Regions from separate parts of the Mus musculus genome. Here region 1 is linked to region 2. Evidence: chromatin loops called from intact Hi-C (ENCODE). Cell type or tissue: heart. All regions are shown on one strand. Links, peaks and the distances in the headings refer to the core of each region. The heading gives the core; the rest is flanking DNA.

What was found. Hi-C counts contacts between places; a loop is a spot of excess contacts. Peaks named below come from ENCODE experiments on the same cell type or tissue, not always from the same donor. Only the 100,000 strongest peaks of a DNase experiment are listed, where the experiment ranks them.
Region 1: a loop joins it to region 2, with 2.3 times the contacts of the local background. A loop is called at or near these places in 1 of 42 quality-filtered maps.

Annotation. Positions count from the first base shown.
Region 1 is chr9:60,519,315-60,524,690 of GRCm38, reverse strand. Gm51679 (a long non-coding RNA gene) reads right to left here and starts at 4,869. Exons shown (of 2, transcript XR_003948172.1): 1 at 3,515-4,869. 9230112J17Rik (RIKEN cDNA 9230112J17 gene) reads left to right here. Exons shown (of 4, transcript NR_040464.1): 4 at 1-724. It also overlaps a transcript of Thsd4 not described here. In heart, for the core only: a CTCF peak has its summit at 2,547 (motif pointing right); a DNase peak (open chromatin) is centred at 2,630; H3K4me3 peaks cover 2,090 bases; H3K27ac peaks cover 3,433 bases; H3K27me3 peaks cover 975 bases.
Region 2 is chr9:60,684,947-60,690,275 of GRCm38, reverse strand. It overlaps Lrrc49 (leucine rich repeat containing 49), which reads left to right and starts at 2,142. Exons shown (of 17, transcript NM_145616.4): 1 at 2,142-2,464; 2 at 3,081-3,137; 3 at 5,154-5,241. The coding sequence starts at 2,417. In heart, for the core only: CTCF peaks have their summits at 2,005 and 2,691 (motif pointing right); a DNase peak (open chromatin) is centred at 2,205; H3K4me3 peaks cover 1,511 bases; H3K27ac peaks cover 1,244 bases.

The sequences.
Region 1 (5,376 bases), core at 152-5,151, 170 kb after region 2:
GAGCACTGACTGCTCTTCCAGAGGCCTTCAGTTCAATTCCCAGCAACCACATGACAGTTCACAGCCATCTGTAACAGGATCTGATATCCCCTTCTGGTACCTCTGAATGCAGGGACAGTGTACATAGATACATAGATACATAGATACATAATATATATATATATATATATATATACATAGATACATAGATACATAGATACATTATATATATATATATATATATATATCTCCTATGTCCTTAGCTTGTGAAAGTGGTATGTTATATATAGATGACACTGGCACTTCAGGCAGACACTAGAGTTAAGTGACTGCAGCTGGCCTGTGACTGTCATCAGAAACACCTGCCCTCTTTACCCAGTCTTTGGGTTAGAGTTAGTAGCTTATTTCATACATGGGACAAAATCCTCCCCATCTGACTCATATGTATATAAACATACACACAAACATACATATATAAACATATATATATATATATATATACACACACAAACATATATACATACATATATAGACACACACAAACATTCATACATATATAAACATACACACACATGCATACATAGATACATATATAAACAAATATATAAACATACATATGTGCATACATCCATGAGTTAATAACAAGATGTGGAACAGGACTGCCAGTAAATAGTGGGAAATAGGAAACCTCCCCCTCTAGCATAAAGAAGTGCTCTTATATAAACAATTCATCTTATAATGACTGGAGTTTGTTTTAAAGATTTATTTTTATTTATGTGTATGCCTGTGTGAGTGACTGCCGTGTGTGTGTGTGTGTGTGTGTGTGTGTGTGTGTGTGTGTGAGAGAGAGAGAGAGAGAGAGAGAGCGCTCACAGAGGCCAGAAGGGGGTGTCAAGTACCCTGGAGCTGGAGTTCCAGGTAACGTGGGTGCTGGAAAATGAGCTCTGGCCTCTGGAAGAGCAGCAAGGGCTTGTAACTGCTGAGCCATCTCTCCAACATTAGCTTTAAGTCCAGCATTTCTTCAAAAGTAAAACAATAAAGAAGACCTTGCCCTTTCCTTGTGCTCTGTCCCTGCCTCATTCTGTTACTAAGTCCACTCTGTCCTTTAAGAATTCTTGATTTCTAGTGGTGCTGGGGATAGAGCCAGGACCTCATTCATGCCAGGCAGGCACTCTGCCCTACACTACACCCCAAGCCCTGTTTATGCTCTTTGTTTGGAGATAGGATCTCCCTAAATTACCCACATTGGATTTGAACTTTCAATGCCCCTTCCTTAGCCTCCTAGTACCTGGGATTATAGGCCTGTACTCCCAGCCTCAACTATGTTGTCTGAAACATAGTTTCCTGTAGCTCAGGCCAGCTGCAAACTGGATATGAAGCTAAGGATGACCTAGACCCCTGATCCTCCTGCCTCCTCTAAGAAGTGTTGGGATTACAGGTGTGAAGCCATCTCCTGGCTATTGGTTTCAAATGGATGAAATGAGTTAGTGTGCAAGATCTCTTTGATTCACTGGATCTGGATGTGAGACACCCTGGAGTTGTCTAACCACACACGCCCAGGTGCCTCTCATCAAAAGTTGTTTGTTTTGAACCAGATGGACTCCGTCAGCCCCAGCTGGATCCAGGTGCCAGGCTCTCAAAATCCACTCTCCCTCTTTGGCCTCATCCCTGTGTTTCCCAGCTCTCTTTGTTATTGTTTTAATGGTGGGGTATCTTTCCTGTCTCTCTTTTTTTTTTTTCCTGCTCCCACAAAGCACACCACACCCACCCCTGATGTGGCCTGGCCCTGAAGTAGGACTGCGTTCTGCCACCACCCACATTAGCACAAGGGTACACCTGCCCTTTTCCAACAGCCCCTGCAGGCAGGCTTTTGAGGCAGCCATAAACAAACAGGCTCATTCACTTCAAGGGAGAGAGACTCCTGTCTGTGCCTAGAGGCCTCTTCAATTGTTTAAGGTCAACCTGCTCTCGATTGAGAAAAGGGGGAGGGGGAGATTTTCCTTCTCTTGCTTGCTTCTCTCAGCTCTAGTACACATGGGCTGAGTTGAAACATTTTAGCATCGTTTGGACTCAAGAACCTGGGAGTGCGACCAGCTCTATGGCTTGATGGCTCTGCAGGCAAATGCACTTGCTTGCAGCCAAGTCCGAGAACCTTAGATCAGGCAGGTGTGCTGAGTTGTCCTGGTGCTTAGGGAGTTTTTGTCTTAGGGATGCCCAGGAAGCTAGAAAGGAAAGCTTCACTGTAAACTAGCCTCAACCCCGTGGTTGCAACCGGAATGGCTGTTTTTCAATGCTCAAGGATGTCCTTGTCTCTCTGGGGCAGCAGTCCTTCAAAGGCTCCCACCAACTGCTGGCTAAGATGAAGGCAGCCTCTGACTGCCTTCAGACTCTGGTCTCCATTGCCTTCTTCTTTGACCTCCCATTGACGGCCCTGGGCAGCCCGGGCCCCCTCTAAGTTCCATGATCACCACTCTCCTGCCCTCTAGCCTCTGTCCGGACAGTCTTTCCTTCTGCTGCCTCTCCTGGTGGATGTCCCTTCACCAGGTTCCCAGGGGTCCCTGGGGTAGTTGGGTGGGCCAGGGCCGACTCTCCCCTTGGCGGCCGCCAGGGGGCGGCAGGGGCGGCTGGAGGTGACAGCGGGAGGCCGCGCGGGAGGGCAGGGCGCGCGGACCGCGCTCTCGACCCGCAGACACCGCGCCTGAGCCGTGCGCTGGGCACTCGCTGGCCGCCCGCGCACCCGACACACCGGGGCGCAGCGGGAGCCCGTGCGGGGCGGGCGGCCGTCCATGCGGCGGCGCTCGGGAAGCACGCGGGGCTGAGGAGTCGGCCGCTTCGGACTAGCCCAGGTGAGCAGATCGCGCAGCCCGGCCGGCCGCAGTCCGGAGCCCGGGGCAGCCCCGCAGACTGGCGCGCGTGGGTACGTCGGGGCCGGCGGCAGCTCGGGACGTCGTACCTGCTTCTTTCTTCCCTTTCTCTTTACTCTTCTGCTTCCTCTTTCTTTCACACTTCCCCTTCCTTTTCTCTTTCCCATCCTCTCCTATTTCCTCTTTCCTTTTTCTTCCTTTCTTTTTCCCCTTTCCTCTTCCTCTTCTTTTTCCTTTCCCCTACCTTTCTCTTTCTTTTCTCTTTCCTGGAGGCCTGCTCTGCCTTTATTCTCCATCCTTGACCCTCAACTTTAGGGCCTGGCCCCCTGGGGTTGGGGGAAGCAGCCACTGGCCCTCCTGAGGTATGCGCAGCAGCTCAGAGCTGAACTGGTGAGTTGCACCTATAGCACTTGTAGTCCCCACCCCAGCCTTTCTCCCTTTCTTAGCCTGGGATTGTTGATGGAGTGTCAGCACCTCTGGAGCCCCAGCCCCTGGCCTCCATCATTCTGGCTTCTTGGAAAGCCTCTGATCCCCAGGTCAGGTTAATCATTGCAATCCAGCGTCAGTGATCCCCTAATTGGACCTGTTGCTGCTTCTGTACGTCAAATGTAGCTCATATACCCGTGGCCCTGAATGCGACTGAACAGTTAGCTTTTGATCAATTTGCTCACCTTGAAGTGGGAGAGATCTGGAAGTGGAGTTTCAGTTTTCTTAGAAATAGCTTCAGCTGTGTCTTGGGAAGAGGATTTCGAGGTACCCACTTAGCACGTGGAATTATGGGTCTAGTGAGATCTTAAGCAGTCCTGAAGCTTTCTGTGCTGTTAAAAAAGTGCATCCCTTGCCAGATAGTGGCTCACCCTTTTGCAGGCAGTAGGTGAATTAAATAAAGTCTTGGATCTGTGGCGCTGAAGCCCGTTAGACTTTGGAGTAAGTAAAATAGCCAGAACTCAAGGAATTTTCAAGTCCAACTTCCTTTGCATCTGAGACATCTGGGCATCAGCTAAGATCTCCCACCTTTTAGAGCCACTGTGTTGTCTTGGACATCACTGATGTTTCTGACCTGGTAGAGACTGAAGGGATGCAGTTGCTGGCCCTGAGAGAATCTTGATTGGGTCTCTGTGTACAAAGGTGCAAACAGTTTTCAAATGTGATTTAGACGTAGCCCTACTCAATTCCTATAGATTTTTGTTGGCACCATAGCTGAATTCCTTTGAAAAGCACAGTTCTGCCCTGGAAATTAATGTGAGGAAGCAGATGAGAGTCCCGGGACTTTCCTATAAACCTCCGCAGGGCCGAAGCAGGGAATCCCCAAAGGTCCAGCCTGCAAAATGGTTTTGGGTGGCGAGAATGCATGGAGCCCCTACTGACACAAGTGAGTGTATCGGCCTCAGGGAGGGGGAAGATGCGCTTGCATGATCTCCATGCCTAGCTCAGGGCGGGGTACCAGACTGTCTTTCCCTCACTCTTCGGAGCTAGGAAGTCTCTCTAGCCAGGTGTGAAGTAAGGAAAACCAGAGAGTTTTGGAGGAAGATCAGGGCTTGAAGTTTTTGTTTTGCCTAGTGATCTTGTCTGTTACCCACAGAGTCTTAGTATGGTTCTTTTCCTCTCCCCAGGACTTCACTTTTATCCCAATTGGCTGTTGGTGTCCATGTTCAAGCCCCTCACCCCCAGCACCCGTATCCCATTCCCCACATGCAGAGCTCATTTATCACAATGCCCCTTCCGCATTCTTTCATGATATCTCCAATTATTTTCCTGCCCCTACCTTAAACCATGTCCAAATTACAGTAACAATCTCCCTCCTGACTCGCAGCCATGGGTGGCTCTCTTCATTTTAAATCCATCTTCTTTCATGCTGACAGATTAATATTCCTGAAATTCTGACTTCACCACATCATTCCCTGCAAGGAATCACAATGGCTCTCCAGTATTCACTTCCATTTAATTTGTCTTCAGCAAATATTTCTGAGCATCTGTTGTGTGCCAGCGACTATTACTGCGTGCTGGGGGCTTATATGGAGCAAGACTGGCTGGATCACTGGCCTCCAGGGGCTGCGAGGAGAGTAGCTAATAAATGACCACCCAGGGAGAAAGAAGGGAAGTAAAGGAGACAAACAATGAGGGGGGATGGGGGAGAGAGAGAGAGAGAGAGAGAGAGAGAGAGAGAGAGAATATCCATGTGCAGACACAGATGAGGGAGAAATTGATTTGTGTGCACATAATAGCTTTGAAGACCTCAGCTGCAGGCTGCCTTTTGAACTAGGAATGATACTTTTATGACAGATGCAGGGTCTACTGCAAATACCACATCCTTCCTCCTCCCCCTCACCTTCTGTACGCAAGTGTGCATGTGCCACATGGGTACAGAGGCCATAGGATGCCTATCTGAGTCTCAGGGGGATGCCTGTGTTTGCCTGCCCAAGCACATGACTGGCTTTGTTTGTTTGTTTGTTTGTTTGTTTTAGCAGAGGCCTTCATTTGGACCTTAGGGAGCAAGTAGTGGGGAATTGGAATTGTGATCTTAGAAGAGCCC
Region 2 (5,329 bases), core at 330-5,329:
CTGTAGTTCCAATCTGGCACTTAAGGCCAAGAGTATTCTTGGATAGCTGCTGGTCTTCAGAACATGCTGGAAGCCCAAAGAAACTTACTCTGTTGTTGGATAAGAAATGCAGTAAGACAGATGCACTCGCCGGGAAAAAAAAATGGCAAGCAGGCAGAAAGCAATGTTTCCACTTTCAATCTCCATTCACCTGGACTGCCATCAGAAGGTGCCACTTAGATTGAGGGTGGGCTCTTACTGCTTCAAATGATCTGATGGAGGACTTTTCTCAAAGGAGTTCCTGATGACGACCATTTAAGTTGGTTATAGATCTAGTCAAACGGACAGACAGATCAGCTGTCACAGTTGGCCTGCTGAGAGCACTGCATCAAAGATTGTATCAGATAGATAATTGCTTCAGCTGCAACAAGCATGAACTAACGCCCGCATTCTCATGCAGCTCCACACTGCTGACTTGGCTGCCCAGTTCTTCCCCCAAGCTTCAGCTCAGCACCACATCTGTGTCCCTGCGAGCTTCCCTGTTTTTAGCATTCAAGACATTGCCTGAAAATGAGTTAGTGAAGAGAGGACAGGCTGAACACAGGCTTCAGAAGCAAAATACATGGGCCAAGGGTTGACTGTGATGACAATCAATGCTTAATTAATATGGTAAGTATTGTGCCTCAGACATTACTCCAAGTAACTAACTCTCTACAGCTCTGGAAAGGCTTTGGCTGAGATGCGATAACATCTTTCTATTACAGATGAGGAACCTGGGCATAGGAAGCATGCTTAATTATTGGCAGAACCATAACTGAAACCCATGAGTTGGCCACCAAGTTTATTCTTGTAACCACCATGATTTCATACCTTAGCTAACCTCCACACCCCACCCCCACACATAAAGATAAATATTTTAAAAAACATAATATGTAAGTCAGGGATCAGGAGAAACTATATTTGAGCTTATTGCTTTAAAAAAGGGACAGAACTTTATTGATGGTGCCAGAAAATGGGAAAAGGAATAACTATGGTTACTGCCGGGAACAGGTGAGCAGTCTCAAAAGAGAGGAATGCTGAGGAACCAAAAGATCAGCATTATGTCTATGAACTCTTCAGGACAGTGGTATTAATAGGATGGTAGGGAAAGGAGAAAAATCATGCAAGGATGTGTAAGTTGTGTTCATAATTTTGATCCAAAAATTATATGTTTACATTCCAAATGATGATAGAATATCACTAAAGGAAGGGTCTTAGGCATCCACCCAGATGTGGGAAGCAGGTTAGTATTACAGAAAGAATATTGTTCTGGTGACTGGAGGTATAATAAGAATTCCAGGCCATTGAAGAAGTTAATTTTTGGATGTGTCTCCTCACATAAAATGGATAGGTTTGGACTAGTTGAGAAATAAGGTTGCCTTCAGCCCTGTCATTCTATACAAGTCTCACAATTCAAAGTCAAAATGTCAGTTACAGACCACTTAACTTCTTGGCAACCTTTTCTCAGATTTAGAACTAAACATTCCTTCTGCACTGTCATAGAGCCACTGTTTAATCCACATAATGGTCATAGGGTGGAAGCTGGATTGTCCCAAAGAGGGCTTGGAAGTTTTTAAGAGAGCAAGTAGTGATAATTCGATGCAAGGAATATGTAATCAGTATTTGGGGGTGGGGTGGGGGCAGAAAGGTATGCAGTGAGGAGATGACTGGAAGTTTGTTTAGCTCGCCAGGAACATGAACTTGAAGGCAGCCAGTATCAGTCAAAAGAAGCTTAGGGAAGGGAAGGGGTTATTAGCAAGACTTGTCTTCAGTAGTAGCTTCACAGCTTTAGTCTTTTTTTTTTTTTTTTTTTGGACAGATCGATTGTCTGGCGCACTCCGTTCCTCTGCCCGCAGGGGCCTCAGGAAAGCTGGCTTCCCTTCACTATCTCCAGGTCGGATTGTATCCTTCCTTGTCTCGGCTTAGTGGAAGGGCCAAATTAAATGGGAAGGTTATGAGCACCTTCCTCCAGCTCTTCCCTGCGATCTTGCCAGGAAAACAGGCAGCAGCAGGCAGAGGGAATCAAACTTCCCGCGGGCAGTGTTGAGGCGGGTCCTAAAGAGGAAAGGACCGGAAGTCATGGTTGCCATAGCCACCGATGTGTCCTCCCTCTTCCTCGTCTTATCCTCCTCCGGATCCTCCCGCTGTTTTCAAGCGGCCTGGAAAAAAAAAAAAAATCCAGAACGAGGAAGTGCTGACGCACGGGGCCCCACAGATACTCCCCGAGGCTAGCCGCCCGGACGGCCCAAAGATCTAGGGCGAGGACCAGACCGGAAATGGTGGTTTCTATGGTAACCCCTGAGCGGGTTGCCTGGGAGATGACCCCTTTTGGTCTCTTTGAATCTTAGCTGTAGGATTACCTCGAAGGAGGATTGAACATCCTGGACTGTCTCCTGCCATGATTCCCGGAAAATATCGCTCCGTTTCTGGCCGAGCTGCAAATAACGTGAGTTGGGCCTTCCTGATTTTTCTTCCTTTCCGATAGTAGTCTTGTCCTCTCTGACTGGCGTCTTTGTCCTAGGTGATGGGCTGTATTACTGGGATCGGGGCGACTGAAGCTATTGTCTCATTGAGGCTAGGGTTTCCTGGGCTAGTCCAAAGCACTCTGAGAGTTTTTGAATATTGTATGATGGGTGTTTAAAATCTTGCCCAGGGCCCGAGCTCCCCAGAAGGTGGAGCTGGTTTGCTAGGCAAACACTGGGATTCCTTTAGTTATCCCCCACCCACTTCTTCCTTTTTTTCTATTGAGAAAGGAACCTGTTCTTAGACACTCCCACCTCCTTTATTCAAGCACTGACATCCTGACTGGCAACAGAAATGTCGGGGCTCCAAAGCCTGAGGTACAAGGTGGGTGAAATCCGTGCCTCCGACATTTTGAAAAATAAATTAATGAAAGCATTTGACTTGATTTTACTTGATTCCTAGACTTCAGAAAATGCTCATTTACCAGAAAAGGCAAAGAAAGATGGAATATTTGACTGTGTTCCATTTCTTATAATGTGTTTATACTATGGTGTGTATGCATTAAGAAATCATTTTATAATTTAACTTTTACATTTCAGGTGAACTGTGGACTTCATCTGGTTATTCAAACGTCGTCACTTTCTGACAAAAACAAAGTAAGATTTAAGCAGATTTGTATTTAAGTTGAAAATAAATGGTCAGATATTGTACACAAATACTTGTATATTTTATATATAGATTCTGACCTCGGGGCTGAGGGTCTCTTATTTTGGTTTTCAATGTAAAGCTGACTTTATTTTCTGTCTACTTTCATAAAGCCAAATCATCCCTCTTGTATCAATTTAGGTCATTCCATTACAAGAGCCCCTCCCCTTACATTTAAACATTTCTGGTGAAGGTATTTCTTAAAAGTGGTTGTATGGCATAATTTAATTAAGAAATGCTTTCTTCCTTAGACATAGGTAAAATGATGGTATCATTCTAATGGTAGCATCTCTGGAAGGATAAAATGGGACATTTTAGGAGGATTTCACTTTGTGATTCATTTTAAATCAGAAGAAAAACTAGCTTAGCAGAGGAAATGTTAGTGTTTTAATAACGTATTGAGTGTTAGATTCTTATTTTGTGTGTGTGTGTGTGTGTGTGTGTGTGTGTGTGTCTGTGCATCCGTCTCTGTGTCTCTCTGGAGGCCAGAGGAAGTTGTCAGATGCTCTGGAGGTGGTGTTACAGGCAGTTGTGACACCTGTCATGGGTACTAGGAACCCAACTCAGGTCCCATGGAAGAGCAGCAGTGGTCCTAACCACTGAACCCTCTTTCTACACCCAGACCATTTACTTGTAATATCTTGGTAATTTCCAAAGTCTCTGGCTTTTCATTTGGTTTTTGAGATACATTTTTTTTCTTTCTTTCCTGCCTCACTCACCTCAGCACTCACGCATGCCCACTCCCCTATGCTAGCCGTACACAATACACTTCTCCCCTTAAATAATGTGTATGCTCTCAACCGTCACAGTTCATTTGTTCCCTAAAACATTGTGAAGTGGACATCACTGGAAGGACTCTGTAGTATAAAGGCCGGAGTTTACAGACAGCAGCAAGAAGAGACTAAACGGAGGCCATAGGAGGTTTGAATGGGAGGGGCCACTGATTAACAGACTGCAGCTGACTAGTTACATTTGGATGTCAAAATAGCCAACCCTTCCCTGTGTGACTCCCCTGACCTCATCGTTTGATCATCTCCAATAACAGCTGAATTAATGAAAAAAATGTATTTATTAGAATCAGGCATAATGGACTGTATGTAAAACTTTCCTACCTGCCTTGGCCAGGTGGGTCTTTTTCTACCGTTATGTGCTTGTAGGAGTGCTGTGTTTTCAACATCCTTTTTATACCATCCTCTCTTGTGTAGACATGTGTTCACACTGATGGAGTGCGAATGCTGCTGTGATCGGGTGGGTGATGGAGAAGCCTCGGAAGTCTTTGAAGATGGATTTTTAAAGTTTTAATGGACAGTTTTAGGAGGCGAGACTGGTTTGGGCTTTTCAGTTCTGCCATGAAAAATTATTAAAAAGAGTTAAAATTCTTAAATATGCAATTTTATTGCATTACAATTTGACATGTGAAGGATTTTTAAAAAGTCAAGAGCTCCACTTAGCTTTTATTGTTTGCATTTCTTTTTTTATTGAGCAAATAATTCTTTCAGTCATTGCATTTGTGGCAATTATATTTGTGGACAGTTTGGAAGTATTTTAATCTGATCTTGTGTAACTGCCTTTAATTGTAAGTTTGGAAAAATTGTACCTCCCATGCAAATTCCAATATAACCCGTTTTAAAGTTTACACCTCAGGGGCACTAAGTCCATGCACAGTGTTGCAAGAGCATCTCCTCCATTTAGATGTAGGACATTTCATCAGTCCACATACACTCTCATCTTCATTAAGCAGTTGCTCCCAGTTCCTCACTTATCTTAAACCCTTGGAAACTGCAAATGTGCTTTCTGTCTATGCATTTTTCAACCATGGGTAGTTCATATGAATGGAATCATATAATGTGTGGCCCTTCTGGGGCCATCCTTTTTTTAAAAAGCACATTTTATCTGTTATCTTATAATAAAGTTTATCTCTGTCAATTTCTTCCTATCAATATATATTCTTAAATACTATTTTTCAGGTTGAATTCAGGCTTAACAGAGAAACACCACCATTTCCTGGTAGACTGTTACAGCATGACCTGGAGAGGAACTACTCAAGCAGGCAAGGTACTGTCACTAACAGAGAGCGGAGTCATTCCCTTTGAACAGTATCATTTAATATTGTTGAATGACTAGAACCCAGGAAACCTGAATT